Regions from separate parts of the Homo sapiens genome. Here region 2 is linked to region 1. A link is an interaction called in ENCODE POLR2A ChIA-PET data of the cell type or tissue named here. Cell type or tissue: OCI-LY7. All regions are shown on one strand. Each heading gives the region's core, and the rest is flanking DNA. Links, peaks and the distances in the headings are about the cores only. Region 1 has its middle 25 kb from the start of LINC01563. Region 2 overlaps NATD1 (N-acetyltransferase domain containing 1).

What was found. ChIA-PET counts read pairs that join two places held together with the same protein. Peaks named below come from ENCODE experiments on the same cell type or tissue, not always from the same donor. Only the 100,000 strongest peaks of a DNase experiment are listed, where the experiment ranks them.
Region 2: POLR2A ChIA-PET joins it to region 1 with 18 read pairs; 4 of 35 experiments call an interaction of 5 or more read pairs at or near these places.

Annotation. Positions count from the first base shown.
Region 1 is chr17:21,096,179-21,104,499 of GRCh38, forward strand. No RefSeq gene overlaps it. Among named protein-coding and RNA genes, the nearest start is that of LINC01563, 25 kb to the left of the region's middle. RefSeq lists enhancers at 2,682-3,298, 3,098-3,392, 3,299-3,916, 3,311-3,520 and a silencer at 3,098-3,392. In OCI-LY7, for the core only: a CTCF peak has its summit at 3,703; DNase peaks (open chromatin) are centred at 2,923, 3,223 and 3,723; H3K4me3 peaks cover 2,445 bases; H3K27ac peaks cover 1,954 bases.
Region 2 is chr17:21,241,469-21,249,789 of GRCh38, forward strand. It overlaps NATD1 (N-acetyltransferase domain containing 1), which reads right to left. Exons shown (of 3, transcript NM_152914.3): 2 at 2,638-2,756; 3 at 1-1,961. The coding sequence ends at 1,845. Among named protein-coding and RNA genes, the nearest start is that of NATD1, 7.8 kb to the right of the region's middle. RefSeq lists enhancers at 2,598-3,340, 7,572-8,073. In OCI-LY7, for the core only: a CTCF peak has its summit at 227 (motif pointing left); a DNase peak (open chromatin) is centred at 4,273.

The DNA of each region.
Region 1 (8,321 bases), core at 4-8,003:
ATGACTTGAGACCAGGAGGCAGTGGTTGCAATGAACCATGACTGTGCCACTGCCACTGCACTCTAGCCTGGGCAACTGTCTCCAAAAAAAAAAAAAAGAAAAGAAAGGCCAGGTGCAGTGGCTCATGCCTGTAATCCCAGCACTTTGGGAGGTTGAGGCAGGAGGATCACTTGAGGCCAGGAGTTTGAGACCAGCCTGGCCAACATGGTAAAACCCTGAATCTACTAAAAATACAAAAATTAGCTGGGCGTGGTGGCACATGCCTGTAGTCCCAGCTACTCTGGAAGCTGAGGCATGAGAATCACTTGAACCTGGGAGGCAGAGGTTGCAGTGAGCCATGGCTGCGCCACTGCTCTCCAGCCTGGGTGACAAAGCAAGACTGTCTCAAAAAATAATAAATAAAAAGAAAGAAAAGAAAAGAAGAATAGGATAAGTTGGGTGGGGAAGGAGAGGGCCCCATTACAACTGTTAATCACTCCAAAACTTAGTGGCTTAGCACGACGACATTTTGCTTTACTTTTTCGTGGTTCTGGAAATTGGTTGGTATAGTTCTCTCAGGATCTCTGATACAGTTGCAGGGAGATAGGGGCTGGTACTTGATTCATCTTAAAGGCTTCACTGAAATATCTACCGGTTGACACTAGTTGTTGGCTGGGCCCTCAGCTGGGGCTGTTGACCAGAACACTCCATGTTGCCTCTTCATGTAGCCCGGACTTCCTGATAGCACAGCAGCTGGGTTCCAACAGCAAGTCTGGGGCTACACTTCCTGGGAACAAGGAAGAAGCTATCTCACCCGGACTTGGAAGTGACATGGCCTCACTTTCACCATAGTCACAAGCCCTCCCAGATTGAAGTGGAGAGGTTCTACCTCTCAACAGAAGTGTCAAAGTCACCTTGCAGGAAAGAGGATGTGGGATGGGAGATATCACTGTGGCCATTTTGGAAAACACCATCTGCCACAAAGACCTGTAAGGGCCTAAGTACTGAAGAGATTACACTCATCCCACCACCCAAATGTATTTCAAATACAAACAACTCTAGACCATAAAATAGGGGCAATGCAGCCCAATAAAGTATGAACTTCCTGTAACTCCTTCCATGCTTTTTTTGCTGGTGGTGGAAGGGACAGGGTGTCAACCATCAAATACTGTAGCGATATATTCTTTTTTTTTTTTTTTTTTTTGAGACGGAGTCTCGTTCTGTCGGCCAGGCTGGAGTGCAGTGGCATGATCTCGGCTCACTGCAAACTCCGCCTTCTGGGTTCATGCCATTCTCCTGCCTCAGCCTCCCAAGTAGCTGGGACTACAGGAGCCCCCCACCACACCCGGCTAATTTTTTTGTATATTTTTAGTAGAGACGGGGTTTCACCATGTTAGCCAGGATGGTCTCAATCTCCTGACCTCATGATCTGCCCGCCTCAGCCTCCCAAAGTTCTGGGATTACAGGCTTGAGCCACCACGCCCAGCCATCAAATACTGTAGAGATATATTCTTTTTCTTCACTCTCTTTTTTCTTAGGGGGTTGCCTCTGCTTTGCTGGTGCCCTAAGTGTGTGCTCAAACTATATGGTGGATGCTCCAGCCTGGGGTAAGGGTGTTTTGGGCAGAGGGAGGAGAACATGAAAATAAGTTAAACAGCAAGATTAGGTACACTTGGATGGGTAGAAACCAGAGGGAGAATGGTGAGACACGATGCTGGAAGGCTGATAAGAAACAGATCAGGAAGAGCCTTGTGGGCCAATCATAATACTGAGCATCAATAACAATAGCACGCATTCTGTTGTTCTTAGTATTCTAAGCACTTTTCATAAGCACACATTTAACCACTCAACAACCCTGAGAGATAGGTAATATGATGGTTTTTTTTTTTCTGAGACAGTCTTGCTCTGTCGCCCAGACTGGAGTGCAGTGGCGTGATCTTGGCTCACTGCTACCTCTCCTGGGTTCAAGCCATTCTCCTGTCTCAGCCTCCCAAGTAGCTGGGATTACAGGCGAGCGCCACCACTCCCGGCTAATTTTTTTTTTTCAGTAGAGACGGAGTTTTGCCACATTGGCCAGGCTGCGATTATTTCATTTTATGGATGAGTTAAACTGGTTAAATACTTTCTTCAGGCTCACACTGCTAGTAAGAGGCAGAAATGTGATTTGTGCCCAGGAAGTCTGGCCCCAGAACCTGCTCCCTTAACTGCATATTACTAATCAAAGGAGTGTGCACTTCAGCCTGAAGGTGAAAGTGAGTGATTTCCTAGAATATGAAATTTGATTAAAACAAAAGTAGAGAATTTCACTAAAACCTTCTGGCCTGATTTTGGATACCTTGGGAAATACAAACTCAAGAATGAAATGTTACATCCTTTTTTTAAGGTATACTATACATATGATTGTAACTCATGCCTGTAATCCCAACATTTTGGGAGGCCGTGGCGGGAGGATCACTTGAGGCCAGGAGTTTGAGACCAGCCCGGCCAACATAGTGAAACCCTGTCTCCACTAAAAATACAAAAATTAGCCGGGAGTGGTGGCTCACGCCTGTAGTCCCAGCTACTCAGGAGGCTGACGCAGGAGAATCACTTGAACCCGGGAGGCAGAGATGGCAGTGAGCCGAGATCGCACCACTGCACTCCAGCCTGGGCGACGGAGCGAAACTCCATCTCAAAAAACAACAAAACATCAATCTTAAGAGTACAAACTTACGAGTTTTATACATGTGCACACCCATATAATCATTACTCGAATATCACAGACATGATGTTGGGTGAAAGAAGCCAGATGCAAAGCGTACCCCTTCATGAAGTCCAGGAACTGGTGATGGAGGTGCTAGAGGACAGAAGAGTGGTTATCTGGGGCTAGGCATAGTGACTGGGAGAAGGGCATGAGAGAGCCTCGGGGTGTGGAAACCGGCTTTTCGGGTCTGCAAGGGTCGCTGGGAAGTGTAGTCTTTTGTTGGGGGCGGAATGAGCTGCTAAAAGGCAGGGTCCTTTTACACCAACGTTGATAGAGATCGATATTTATTCCTGCTACACTGACAAAAAGGAATTGTACACGAAGAAAAAAGGCAGACATTTAGAGAAGAGGAATTAACGGGCAGGTTCATAGGAGGGCTGCTAGAATCTATCAATCTCACACTACCGTTTCCTTTTTCTTTTTTTTTTTCTTTTTCTTTTTGGACCTTGCGTCTTTTCGCGCCAAAGTCCTAGAGACAGAGCCTGATTGGCCCAGCCACGACCTGTGCCCATCCATTGGTGGAGACCTCTTGATTAACAATCTTTCAAATTTCCGGAGCGACCGAGGGACTGACTGACAGCCTCGGGAGCTTACGCGCATCCCTGAAGCGGGCGCCAGCAAGTCCTTGGGGAAAACGCTGCCTGTACCCAAACCATAACCACGCGCTTGTCCCCTGCGAAGTGCTTCCCGAAAGACCCCCAAGGCAATTTTAAAGTTGCGGACACCTGAACCTGCTCCAGAGCTGGCTGGAAGCAGGAGCTGCCTCCCCAGGATGGGGCAGAATTTGCATCTCTCCACTTTCAATTTAAGGTGAACAAAGCAGAAAAGCAAGTAACTTATCACGATCAAAATGCAACATCTGATTCCCTTACACCTACCAGGAGGACAGTGCCTATTCCACACAGAGCCAGAAACCTGGAGAGAGGAAACAAAGAATGTAAGTGAATTCTAGGCAGCAAGCATTTTTCCATCCCTCAGCTAAGAGCCCTGCCACCACCTGTCCGTCTTCAGTAATACACTGGTTGACACTTTTTGAGACCCCAATATAGCGCTGAGCACTGCCCAACCTAAAAATGACTATTATTTTCCAGTCACTTTTTTTTTTTTTTTTTTTTTTTTTTTTGGCAGAGTCTTGCTCTGTTGTCCACGCTGGAGTGCAGTGGCGTGATCTCGGGATCTCGGCTCACTGCAACCTCCACCCCCCCGGGTTCAAGCGATTCTCCTGCCTCAGCCTCCCGAGTAGCTGGGATCACAAACTCGCGCCACCACGCCTGGCTAATTTTTGTATTTTTAGTAGAGACGGGGTTTCACCATGTTGGTCAGGCTGGTCTCAAACTCATGACGTCATGATCCACCCGCCTGGGCCTCCCAAAGTGCTAGGATTACAGGCGTAAGCCACTGCGTCCGGCCTAATTTTTTGTATTTTTAGTAGAGACAGAGTTTCACTATGTTGGCCAGGCTGGTCTCGAACTCCTCAGGTGAGCCGTCTGCCTCGGCCTCCCAAAGTGCTGGGATTACAAGCCTGAGCCACTGCGCCAGGCCCAGAGTCACTTTATAGATAAAAAGCCCTATAACTTCAAAGATCAATACCTAAATTACAAGGGGAAATTAAGTATTCATAAACAGATTAAAATATGCTTTAAAGTTCCATGTAACCATAACCTTTCTTCAAAAGGTTATTAATGCTTAATCTGTGCCAAAAAGTCACATTGAATATACATAGAATTTATGTTCTTTGTAGCAAGATTCAGGGTGGTTTGGATAATTAAGACGAATATGTGAGTAATTGTTCCTGAAGGCTCCATGTGTTTGGAGCTATAAGAATATTCCACATTCTGAGAATGTGGAAATTACTTTCAGTCTGGGAAAGGAGGCAGGGTTAGGGAAGCCTTCATGCAGGAGGTGGTATGACAACATCATCACTTCCTCAGTATTTCTGTATTGCAGTCAATAAATGTCTGTATGAAAAGCACATAGCACCGTGGCAACAAACTAGATACAGCTCTTGCCCTCTAGAAAAAGGGGGAACATACTCCACCAAAGATGAGGTACAGTGTGTGCCAAACAATGTGCCTATACTTCCTGCTGAATTACAGTTATTTTATTTATTTATTTATTTTGAGATGGAGTTTTGCTCTTGTTGCCTAGGCTGGAGTGCAATGGCACGATCTCGGCTCACTGCAACCTCCGCCTCCCGGATTCAAGTGATGCTCCTGCCTCAGCCTCCCAAGTAGCTGGGATTACAGGCATGTGCCACCACGCCCGGCTAATTCTGTATTTTTGGTAGAGATGGGGTTTCTCCATGTTAGGCTGGTCTCGAACTCCCAACCTCAGGTGATCTGCCCACCTCAGCCGCCCAAAGTGCTGGGATTACAGGTGTGAGCCACCGCGCCCAGCCTACACTTTTTTTTGGTTGTGGTTTTTTTTTTTTTTTTTTTTTTTTTTCTTGGAGACAGAGTCTCGCGCTGTCCCAGGCTGGAGTGCAGTGGCGTCAGCTCTGCAACCTGCACCTCCTGGGTTCAAGCAATTATCCTGCCTCCCAGATTCAAGCAGTTCTCCTGCCTCAGCCTCCCGAGTAGCTGGGACTACAGGTGCACGCTGCCAAGCCCGGCTTATTTTTTGTATTTTTTAGTGGATACCGGGTTTCACTGTGTTGCCCAGGCTGTTCTCGAACTCCTGAGGTCAGGCAATCTGCCTGCCTCGGCCTCCCAAAGTGCTAGGATTACAGGCGTGAGACACCACGCCCGGCTCAGTTATTTTTTATTTATTTATTTTTTTGAGATGGAGTCTCACTCTGTCGCCCAGGCTGGAGTGCGGTGGCGCGATCTCGGCTCACTGCAGGCTCTGCCTGCCGGTTTCACGCCATTCTCCTGCCGCAGCCTCCCGAGTAGCTGGGACTACAGGCGCCCGCCACCACGCCCGGCTAATTTTTTGTATTTTTAGTAGAGACGGGGTTTCACCGTGTTAGCCAGGATGGTCTCCATCTCCTGACCTCGTGATCCGCCCGCCTTGGCCTCCCGAAGTGCTGGGTCAGTTATTTTTAACCTGTGTATTTGACCTCACTCACTAGAGCCCTGACAAAATGGTTGCTTGGGGAAAGCTATTTTTGGAAAACTTCTCCAACTATAACTCATAAGGTGTAAAACTGTCACATTTGTCCAGAACGTAATCTAAGGAAACTGTCATACAGTTCCCAAGGACATTTTCCTTTACCAGAGGCCCCTTTCAAGGTACGGCTATTGGATTACTCCAGTTGCCACCCTTGTCTTAAAGGAAAAACTCAGCTGAATTAAATTTAGCAGAGTTTATTTGAACAAGAACGATTGGCAAATCAGGTAGCCTCAGCCAGAGTAGGCTCAGGGACTCCAGTACAGCCATGTGGTGGAAGAAGATTTACAGACAGAAAAAGGAAAGTGAGGTATGGAAAATGGAAGTGAGGTACAGAAACAGCGGATTGGTTACAGCTCAGCATTTACCTTACTTGAACAGAGTTTGAACAGTAGGCCACCTTTGCATTGGCCAAAATGCAGTGACTGACACAAGAGTAGGCTACAGTCTGCTTACAACTTCATTTAGGTTATAGTTCACAATGTGCAGAGAGACCTTTAGGCCAAACTTAAAATACGTAAGGAGGCAGCTTTAGGCTAAACTTGATTTAACACTTGCAAATATACAAATATGTTCTGGTAATGATTTGCATGTTTTCTCACAGGGTAAAAGGCATTTCCGTGCAGAAAAGCAACAGCCTTAGGAGTAAGTAAAATTCCCTTAACCAATCAGTATATAAAATGTGGCCCATTCTCCAACATTTACAATGTGTTCATCATTTGTAGTTACCTGGGTTAATAAAACAGATAAATGCAGCCAGTTGTGATGGCTCACGCCTGTAATCCCAGCACTTTGGGAGGCCAAGGCAGGCAGATCACTTGAGGTCAGGAGTTTGAGACCACCCTGGCCAACATGGTGAAACCCCATCTCTACTAAAAATACAAAAATTAGCTGGGAGTGGTGGTGCATGCCTGTAGCCCCAACTAGTTGGTAGGCTGAGGCGGGAGGATAGCTTGAACCCAGGAAGCAGAGGTTGCAGCGAGCCGAGATCACTCCACTTCACTCCTGCCTGGGCGATAGAGCAAGACCCTGTCTCAAAACAAGACAAAACACAACAAAATAAAAACGCATAAATGGAATAATCAAAACTCAAGGCTGGGCAAGGTGGCACACACCTGTAATCCCAGCATTTTGGGAGGCTGAGGCAAAAGATCACTTGAGCCCAGGAGTTTGAGACCAGACCAGGCAACATAATGAGACCCCCATGTCTACAAATAATACAAAAAATTAGCTGGGCATGGTGGCATACACCTGTGGTCCCAGCTACTTGGGAGGCTGAGGTGGGAGGATTGCTCGAGCCCAGGAGTGAGCCATGATCATGCCACTGTGCTCCAGCCTAGGCAACAAGTTAAGACCCTGTGTCTTAAAAAAAAACAACAAAAATAAGCCGGGCGCGGTGGCTCATGCCTGTAATCCCAGCACTTTAGGAGGCCGAGGCGGGTGGATCACGAGATCAGGAGATCAAGACCATCCTGGCTAACATGGTGAAACTCCATCTCTACTAAAAATACAAAAAAAAAAAAAATTAGCCAGGTGTAGTGGCGGGCGCCTGTAGTCCCAGCTACTTGGGAGGCTGAGGCAGGAGAATGCCGTGAACCCAGGAGGTGGAGGTTGCAGTGAGCCAAGATTGTGCCACTGCACTCCAGCCTGGGCGACAGAACAAGACTCTGTCTCAAAAAAAAAAAAAAAAAATGGTCGGGCATGGTGGCTCACGCCTATAATCCCAGCACTTTGGGAGGCCAAGGCGGGCAGATCACAAGGTCAGGAGATTGAGACCATCCTGGCTAACACAGTGAAACCCTGTCTCTACTAAAAAATACAAAAAAATTAGCTGGGCTTGGTGGCGGGCGCCTATAGTCCCAGCTACTCGGGAGGCTGAGGCAGGAGAATGGCGTGAACCTGGGAGGGGGAGCTTGCAGTGAGCCAAGATTGTGCCACTGCACTCCAGCTTGGGGGAAGAGCGAGACTCCGTCCCCGCCCCCAAAAAAAAAACACCCACACAAAAGCTCAACTGGGAAAATTAACTGAGGCTTTTAAAATTCCTTAGCCAAAAGCTCTTCCTTCCACTGGTTCTGCTTCATCTAGGTTGACCCCCTTTTGGTAAGCACCAGCTGGGGATTTTGAATCTCCATTCAAAATCATAATCGCAGACCTATGAAATTATCTCCAGAAAACTGTACATCTGTAACAGTAAAGGGAGACAGATCCAGATATTACAATGGTCTTATGAAACAATTATAAATTACATATTAGTGAAAGAATCTTTTCATAGTGAGCTCCTGGGAAACTAAAACTGCAAGGACCACAGACTTCAACCAGCAGGTTTCGTCTATTGGAAATAACATTAAAAACAAAACTCGGTGGGGCGCAGTGGCTCATGCCTGTAATCCCAGCACTTTGGGAGGCCAAGGCAGGTGGATCACCTGAGGTCGGCAGTTTGAGACCAGCCTGACCAACATGATGAAACCCTGTCTCTACTAAAAATACAAAA
Region 2 (8,321 bases), core at 210-8,209, 150 kb after region 1:
CTGCTCTTTCCTTAAATTCTGCCAGCAATGGGCCACCCCTAGCCCCGGAGCAGCTCAGCCCACCTCCTGCCAGCTGCATCTCCCTGGAGGCCCAGGGCTTTCTCCGACCTCTCACACAAGCCCTTTGCAAAAGAGCTGACTTCCTGGAGGCCAGGGCAGGAGCATCTGCCACAGGTCAAGGGGCAGGGATGTCGGGGGTACTCAGGATGGTGACCCCTCCTGGTCCATGCTGTGACCCACAGCAGGGGTTTCGAGGAGACTCCGGGGCTCGGGGACCCCCATCGGCAGGCTGCCAGGCCTCCCTGCACATGCAGGTCTCCGTGGTCCTGCGTCCAGGCAGGAAGGCCCCTGGGCTGCTGTTGCTGGAGAAGGAATGTGGGGGGTCTCGGTGCCAAGACTGGGGATAGCAAGGAGGTGAGTGGGAAATGCAACCACAGGCCAGCCAGCGCCCGTGCATGGAGTCAAAGGGAGGAGTCAGCATGGTGACCACTGCCCCTGCACCGGGGGAGGAAGGCATGGGGGTCCTGGTGAACCTCTCCCTGTACTGCCCAGAGCCCAGCCTGACTCCCCCCGAAGCCGGGTAGGGATGCATCACTCCGACTAACAAATGTCTCAGCCCTAAAGGGCCCCTGGCTCCAGGTCACCCTCCAGCTCTACAGAAGGGCAGGGACGAATCTGATCCTTGTTAGCACTGACACAAGAGGGCGGGACCTGAGTCAGCCCCAGGGGAAGCCAGCATGCCCTGGAAAGGCTGGTCCCACCAAAGCATGCTAGTGTGTCTCCCAGGCTGCACCCAGGAAGGCTGGGTTGGGGAGGAGCCCAGGGCCAGATGGGCAGCAAAGTGTATCCGGCTGTAGCCAGCCACAAAAGAGGACACTGATGTCTGGCAGCAGCACAGAAACCCCTGTGGCTGATGTTTCTTCCTCTTGGATGCTGAGGGTGGTTTTTGGAGAATAGTCAGCTTCACTCCCACCCCAGCCCCAAGGCATCTCCTCGGAGAAGGCTCAGGCAGGTGGCCAAGGCCAGCAAGGGGCGGGCCTGCAGCTGCTCAGGCCCCCTTGGATCTCCTCCTGGCAGACAGGGGTATAGGGGATAGCAGCCCATGGGGATGGGGCCTTGGTTTCCTGCAGAACCTACACGAGAGGCCAAAAAAAAGATGGGGGTACCAAGGAGAGGAAAACACCCCCGGCACCCACCACCAGCCCGCCTGTAGACTGCATCCTGTGTGTTCACATGTGTGAACCGCACGTACGGTTGAGCCTGGCCAGTGCTCAGTCCTTCACTCTGCTGGTCTCTGTCAGGGAGAGCTGACCCTTTCCAGGGCCCTGCCTGCACTGGGCATGGGGGTCTGAGAAAGGGGCAGCACCGCTGGCAGGTGGGGTCTGGCACTGCCACCCTCAGAAGCTGGCACACGAGGTTTCTTATTGCTCCTCTTGGCTCTGGAGCACACCTTCTTAATTTCCAGAAAGGACACAGGCCCAGGAGAGGTGGCAGCAGGGGTCCCACACTGGCCCTCCTGCTGATCTCCAAGTGGAGCCCGGTGGGCAGGATGCAGGCTGGCTCTAGCCCCTACGTGTGACCCACAGGCCTCCCACGAAGCCGCTGGTCTCTGCAGAGTGAGAGGTGCCGGGACTACCTGGCCTCCTTGCCGCCTCGGTTACCGGGTCACCGCCCATCATTGGTCAGCTGCCTCCAGGGATCTGGACGTGGGGCACAGATGAGTGTCCTTACAAAAATAACTCTGAGTCTGTTCCCAGTGGGACCAGGTTCCTGAGAGCACGTGGGGCCAGGCAAAGGCCACGTGGAAGAGTCCGGCAGGGAGCGCTCCCGCCTGCAGGCCAGGGTTACGGCTGCAGGCGCTCCAGGTACTGCGGCAGGGGGTTCTCCTTGACGTACTTCTGGATGTACCAGCAGGTGAGATGGGCCTTCAGGTCCTCCTCCACCACGAAGTCCAGGGCGGCCTGGGAGCCGGGCAGAGAGGAGAGTGGTCAGGGCCTGCAGCCGGCACCAGAAGGTAGCATTGTCTGCTGCCTCCCCAGGCCCGGCTCCCTGGCCACCCTTCCACTTTGCCCAGGTCAGTAACTCCCTTGAGTTTCAGTGTCACCTGGGATGATCCCCACAGACTGGTCCGGTACACAAGGAAAAAACACATCACCTCTCCCCTACAAGCCCCCTTGCCCCAGGCAGCATGGAGGACAAAGGTTGCCCTGCAATTCTCCTGGCGGGGTGGGGGTGGAGGAGGGGAAGCCGGCAGACGGCCCAGCTAAGTCCCAGCAGCAGCCCTCAGGGGAGTGACGGTCATTCTTTGCTCTGGCTGTAACTCCCTTCATTAAGCCCAAACCTGCTCTCCAGGCAGCCTGGGGTTTGGGATGCCCTGAGGATGAAGGGGTTGGGGGCAGGAATGGGGCTCCTGTGAAGCACCTGCCACACAGGAGGTGTGTGAGGATCTTGGAGGCTCAGCCACGCCAGGGTCTTGCAGAACAGGAGCCTGGGCCCAGAAAGGCGGCCACTGGCCCAGAGAGGACCCAGGGCCAAGAAGCAGGCTGAAGTGGCCACCAGGGCCACCGTCTCCTCGGAGCGAAGGTGGCAGCCCCCATGTCCCCGTCCCCGCTTGGCCCTGCCACCTGCCTGCCCTACCTTGGCAAGGTGCTTGGCGATGCCACGCCCACGGTAGGCATCTGGGACCTCGGTGTGCTGCAGGTCCACGATCCGCTTGCCCACGTACTCATAGAGCAGGACGGCCCGGTCATGACATCCTGGGGGTTGTGGAGACAGGTAAGCCTATGCTGACTCCCATCCCAGCGGACTCAGGCACCAAGACGGGTGGAGGGACAGGCATTTGGAGTCATTCAGCTGCTACAGCTGAATCCTGAATAACCTCTCAGTGCCTCAGTCTCCTCATCCATAAAGTGGAGGTACAATAAAATGTCCTTCATAGGGTGGTTTGGAGGATTAAATGAGGTAACCTCTGTGACGTGCTTACAGCCATGCCTAGAACACTTGAGCCCCACATGAACCTTTGCTACTGCGTCAGTCCTAGCATCCCAGGGCCCTGCCACCCCTTTCTGTAGCCCTGCTCCCTGCATCCCCACCCCACCACATCCCTGGATCTGGGAGTCCCAGAACCCAGCACTGGACACAGAACAGGGCTCAGCAAATCTGCAACTAAGGCAGAGCATGAAGAGATTAGAGAGGCAGCGCTGCGCCACGCATCAGGACCACCTGCTGGACCCTGAGAGAGACGCAGCAGGAAAGATCAGAGGCCTGTGGTAGAGTTCATGAGAAACTGACGCTGGGCACAGGAGGCAGGAACAAACGGGTTTTCACACTCCACCAGGCCTGCCAAGCCTGGAGCTCACCAGTCCACCCCAAACTGCTGCTGGGCAAACAATTAACTGAACTTTTTCCTAATCACAGTTTTTAGTGTCTCATCTATTTGTCTCTCCACCTACCCATCCATCAACCCACCCATCCACTTATCCATCCACCAAATGTTTCCTGAGCCCCAGGTACTGTTTCAGATGCTGGGAGTATAGCAACAAACAAGCTAGACATGGAGTCCTACCCCCATGAAACCGGAAGGGGAGAAAGAGAATAAACATGAAAAGCAAGTGATGTGTAGGATGCCAGGGAATGGGGGCAGGTGAAGACAGGAAGGAGAGGGCACCAGCCATTCTGAGGGAACAGTGTTCTGGGCAGAGGGAACAGCCAGTGCAAAGGCTCTGAGGCAGGAGTAGGCCTGAATGAGGGGCCGCTGGAGTGGGGTGGGTGAGGGGAAGGGCAGAGATGGGGGCAGGGAGGTGATAGGGCAGGTCCTGCAGAGCCTCCTAAGCCTTCTGAGCTGGGCGCCACTAGAAGGCCCTCAGCAAAGGGACAGATGTGATTCACTCTTTAAAATCATGCTGTGTTTCATGAGTTTTAACTTCAAAGCCCCAGAAAATCTGCCCTTAAAGCCTGTGCTGGGCAACACGAGGGGAAGGCTGACAGGCCAAGAGGTCCAACCACTAGTCCAGGGCCACCGGAACTGGGGCCAACGGCAGCAAGGAGGCCTTCTGGCTCTTGGTATCTCCTTTGATTCTCCCCAAAGCCTCAGGAGAGTGGCTACAATTCATCTCCCCATTTCCAGATGAGGAACTACTGAGATGCAGGGATCCAAGTCACACAGCAGGCCAAGATGACGCTGGAGCCCAGGCCTGCAGGTCCTGAGCCACAGCCATTCTTTCTGCTCCACCGACACACCTGCTACTTCCTGCACCCGCCATCGCCTAGGCACTTCCCTCTGCCTGATGCCCTTTCTCCGTTCCTGCCAGGCCCAGCTGAGGGTTCCCCAGCCCCACTCCCCTCATGCCTGCAGCCCCGCCCCCACACCAGCCCTGCTGCCTCCTCCTTGTGGGCCTGACTGTCCTTCTGTGGACTATGCCTGCCACCCTGGCCAAGGCCCAGCTGTGGCCACTGCCGCCTGTCCTGGCTGCACAGCAAGGGATGTGGTTCTTGGCTCCCCACCTGCTGGGGTTAATTCAACTCACCCAGGACAGGAGAGCAGAGATCGGAGGCTATTCTGGGACTGACTCCGTCACCAAGGGAGCTGCCTACCTAGCCTGGCCATTTAATTACCCCAGGCTCATTGAGGGCCTACTGTGTCCCAGTAGGGTTTGGGCTGCAGGGCAGGCAGCAGCGAACAAAACTGATGAAACTCTTCCTCATGGAGATCTTACGTACTGATGAAGACACACAATAAGTAATATCATTATAAATAATACAGGGGCCAGGCACGGTGACCCACTCCTATAATCCCAGCACTTTGGGAGGCCGAGGTGGGTGGATCACCTGAGTTCAGGAGTTCGAGACCAGCCTGGCCAACATGGTGAAACCCCATCTCTACTAAAGATACAAAAATTAGCCAGAAATGGTAGCGGGTGCTTGTAATCCCAGCTACTTGGGAGGCTGAGGCAGGAGAATCACTTGAACCCGGGAGGCAGAGGTTGCAGTGAGCTGAGACCGCATCATTGCACTCCAGGCTGGGCAACAAGGGCAAAACTCCATCTCAAAAAAAAAAGAAAAAAAAAAAAAAAGCTGAGCATGGTGGTACACACCTATGGTCCCGGCTATTTGGGAGGCTGAGGCGGGAGAATCACTTGAGCCCAGGAGTTTGGGGCTGTAGTGAGATATGATTGTTATCACTGCATTCCAGCCTGGGTGACAGAGTGAGACCCTGTCTCTAAATAAATACATACATCACAGAGGCCACACAGGTGATAAGCTGACAGGTGCCAAGGATCACTATACAGCAGAGGAGGGGTGGGGAGGGGCAGGGCTGCCACTGTAAAGAGGGCATACAAGGACCCCAAAGGACATGTGGGGTATGAGCCGCCCACTGGTGAGAACAGCACGTGCAAAGGCCCTGGGGTAGGAGGTTGAAGGAAGAGCAAGGAGGCCAGAGTGGCTGGGCCCAAACAAGCCGGGAGTGAGGGTTGGGAAACCAAGTCAGAGATCCTGGGGCCAGACCACACAGGGCCCTGCAAGCCACCAAAAAAACCTCAGCTTTTGCTCCAGCAGTCTCTGCAGAGCAGGGAGGTGGATACAAGAAGCCTGGCAAGCTCATTACTACTCCTCTGTGCACACCCTGCGTCAGTGTTTCTGGAGTAGCCACCTGGGCCATGGATGGACCTGACCCTGGGAGTCCTCAGAACTTCTCTGCCTCCCATTGACCCTCAGTGATCGCACAGCTCAGCCACTACCATATTCCAGGCACCCAGCTCGGCGTAGACACCCAAGAAATGTTTGTCCAACTAAAACAACTGCTTTCTGTCTTTGCCAGACACACACTAGGGCCTTGTGGCAGACCTGTGGACAACTGGCTGGACCAGCATGCTGGCCTTCCCACAGCCAGGCCTGCACCTCAGGCTGTGGCTCCCAGGAGACAGCAGGACAGAAGCGGTGGTGGCCCAAGCGTGTGCAGCCCCAGCACAGGGCAGGCTCGTGCTCTGCTCTCTCCACACAACGATCCTCACAACCATCCCACTAAACACGATTCTCACAGCCCCATGTACAGATGGGGAAACCGAGGCCCAGGAGGGAGGAAGGTGGTGGTGATCATCCCGGGACAGGTCAGTTCTCTGGGGCAGAGAGGTGTCGGGACTGGGGTAAGATCACCTGGCAGAGTTGAGACTGGAACTGAGGGCCCTGCCCTGCCCTAAGCTTGCTCCTGTGGCTCCCAAGTGACAAGTCCTGCCCCCCTGTGCTAGTCTGAGGTCTGGAGCTCTCAAGGCAGCTCTTAGAGCCTAGCCCAGATAAGGGCCTATGGCCTGGACCAGGCCTAGAGGCTATGCCTGTGTCACTGTGAGCCGAGACAGCAGGATCCACAGTGCCCAGAAGTGAAAGCGTGGCTGACAGTGCTACCCTGGTGTCCTGCTGTCCCGTCATGGGTGCTGCGGGCAGTCAGGGGAGGCCTCTGGGCAGGTGACGTTTGGGCTCACCTGGAATGAGAGTCACGGAGGTGTATGGAGTTGACTGGGGATAGGGCTGAGTCAAAGGAGGGTCTTCAGGCTGAAAGGGGAACAGAGGGCATCTGGGGTGGCCACGGTGGTGGTGGGGCTGTATGTGAGGAAAAGACCGAGTTTAAATGGACACCCTACATGGGCCAGACCACATGGCACTGGGCCAGCGAGGAGCCAGGCTCCTGGGCAGCAACCTCGGAGCATCTGGCCAGGACCTGAACCCCACCTTGGAGGGCCTTCAAAGGCCACCCAGTCACAAGTGTTACACCCATGACACAGGCCACAAATGCAATACCGGTCCTCACGCTCAACTCCTTGTCCTGCCCCAAACCTGCCTGGACATCCCAGGAAAATGCCCAAGTCCCCAAAGCTTGACCAAGGTCCTTGGCTCCTCCTCACCTTTTCTCATCTGACCTGACCCTCGGCAGGACCGTGGACATGGCTTTCTAAACATGCCTGGGGTCCAGCTGCCTCTCTGGCCTCCCTGCCTTGGTGGCTGCTCCCCTGCCTGTCACCTTTCTGCCCAGGGCCTCCGGGGACCCTTCCTTCTCATTTCAGGTGAGCCCAAAGGTCACGTGCCCAGAAGCCTCCCCTGACCACCCGCAGCCCCCATGATGGGACAGCAGGACACCAGGGTAGCACTGTCAGCCACGCTTTCACTTCTGGGCACTGTGGATCCTGCTGTCTCGGCTCACAGTGACATAGGCATAGCCTCTGGGCCTGGCCCAGGCCCTTATCTGGGCAGCTCTAAGAGCTGCCTTGAGAACTCCAGACCTCAGACTAGCACAGGGGGGCAAGACTTGTCACTTGGGAGCCACAGGAGCAAGCCTAGGGCAGGGCAGGGCCCTCAGTTCCAGTCTCAACTCTGCCAGGTGATCTTATGCCAGTCCTGACACCCCTCTGCCCCAGAGACCTCACCTGTCCCTGGATGATCACTACCACCCTCCTCCCTCCTGGGCCTGAGAACCCCACCAGCATCACGTGACTGGTTTGGGAAAAGTTAAAGCTACACTGCTCGTGGGGGACCCGTCCCTGGGTCTCTGCACCCCCATGCTCTCTCTGCCCCTCCTGAACCTCGGGACCAAAGGGGGCCAGGAAATTGTCAGGGGAGGCGATCACAGAGAAAGACCAAAGCTTGCAGACAGGGGACAGGGGCAGGACCTCTGGGAGATGTGGAGTCTGCAGAAGACATTGACCTCTGCTTTCTCCACTCGGCCCACACTGACCCCGCAAGGAGAGCTGGCAGATCAAAACGCGAATATACAGATGAGGAGACTGAGGTAGACGGAGGCAGAGCCCAGGCGCCAGAGCTGTGGCACGGGACAAGGACAAGCAGACACCCTGGCCGGCTTTTCTGGCACCTCTGTAAGTAGAGCCTGGATCAGGGAGGTGCCACATGTTGGTGGTTCATTGGTAGATTAGGCAGAGGGAGCTGTGAGCCTGGAGAAGCTCAACCATACGTCCCTCCCCTCCCCAGAGGACCCTGGTCCAGCCCAGCCCAACACAGCCAGCGGCCTCATATTGGGGCTGTGATCTGAGCACCTCCCAAAGCCTGGGGCTGTGATCTTAGCTCCACTGCATCCAGGGGTGCTGAGGGAGGCCAGGGGCAGCAGCTGACTCTCTGGGGCCTCAGTCTTCCTGGCTGCAAAATGGGGGTTAGGGAGGACGCAGAAAGTTCCAGGGTTCTGCACCCCTCAAGTGTTCCTTTCCTTGCAGCAAGTGGGACACTCAGCCCTGCCTGTGAGGGAAAGGGAAGGCTAAGGAAGGGGCTGCCCAGGAGGTGGGGGTCTCTTCCAGCTGCCTCCAACCTTCAGAAACCGTCCT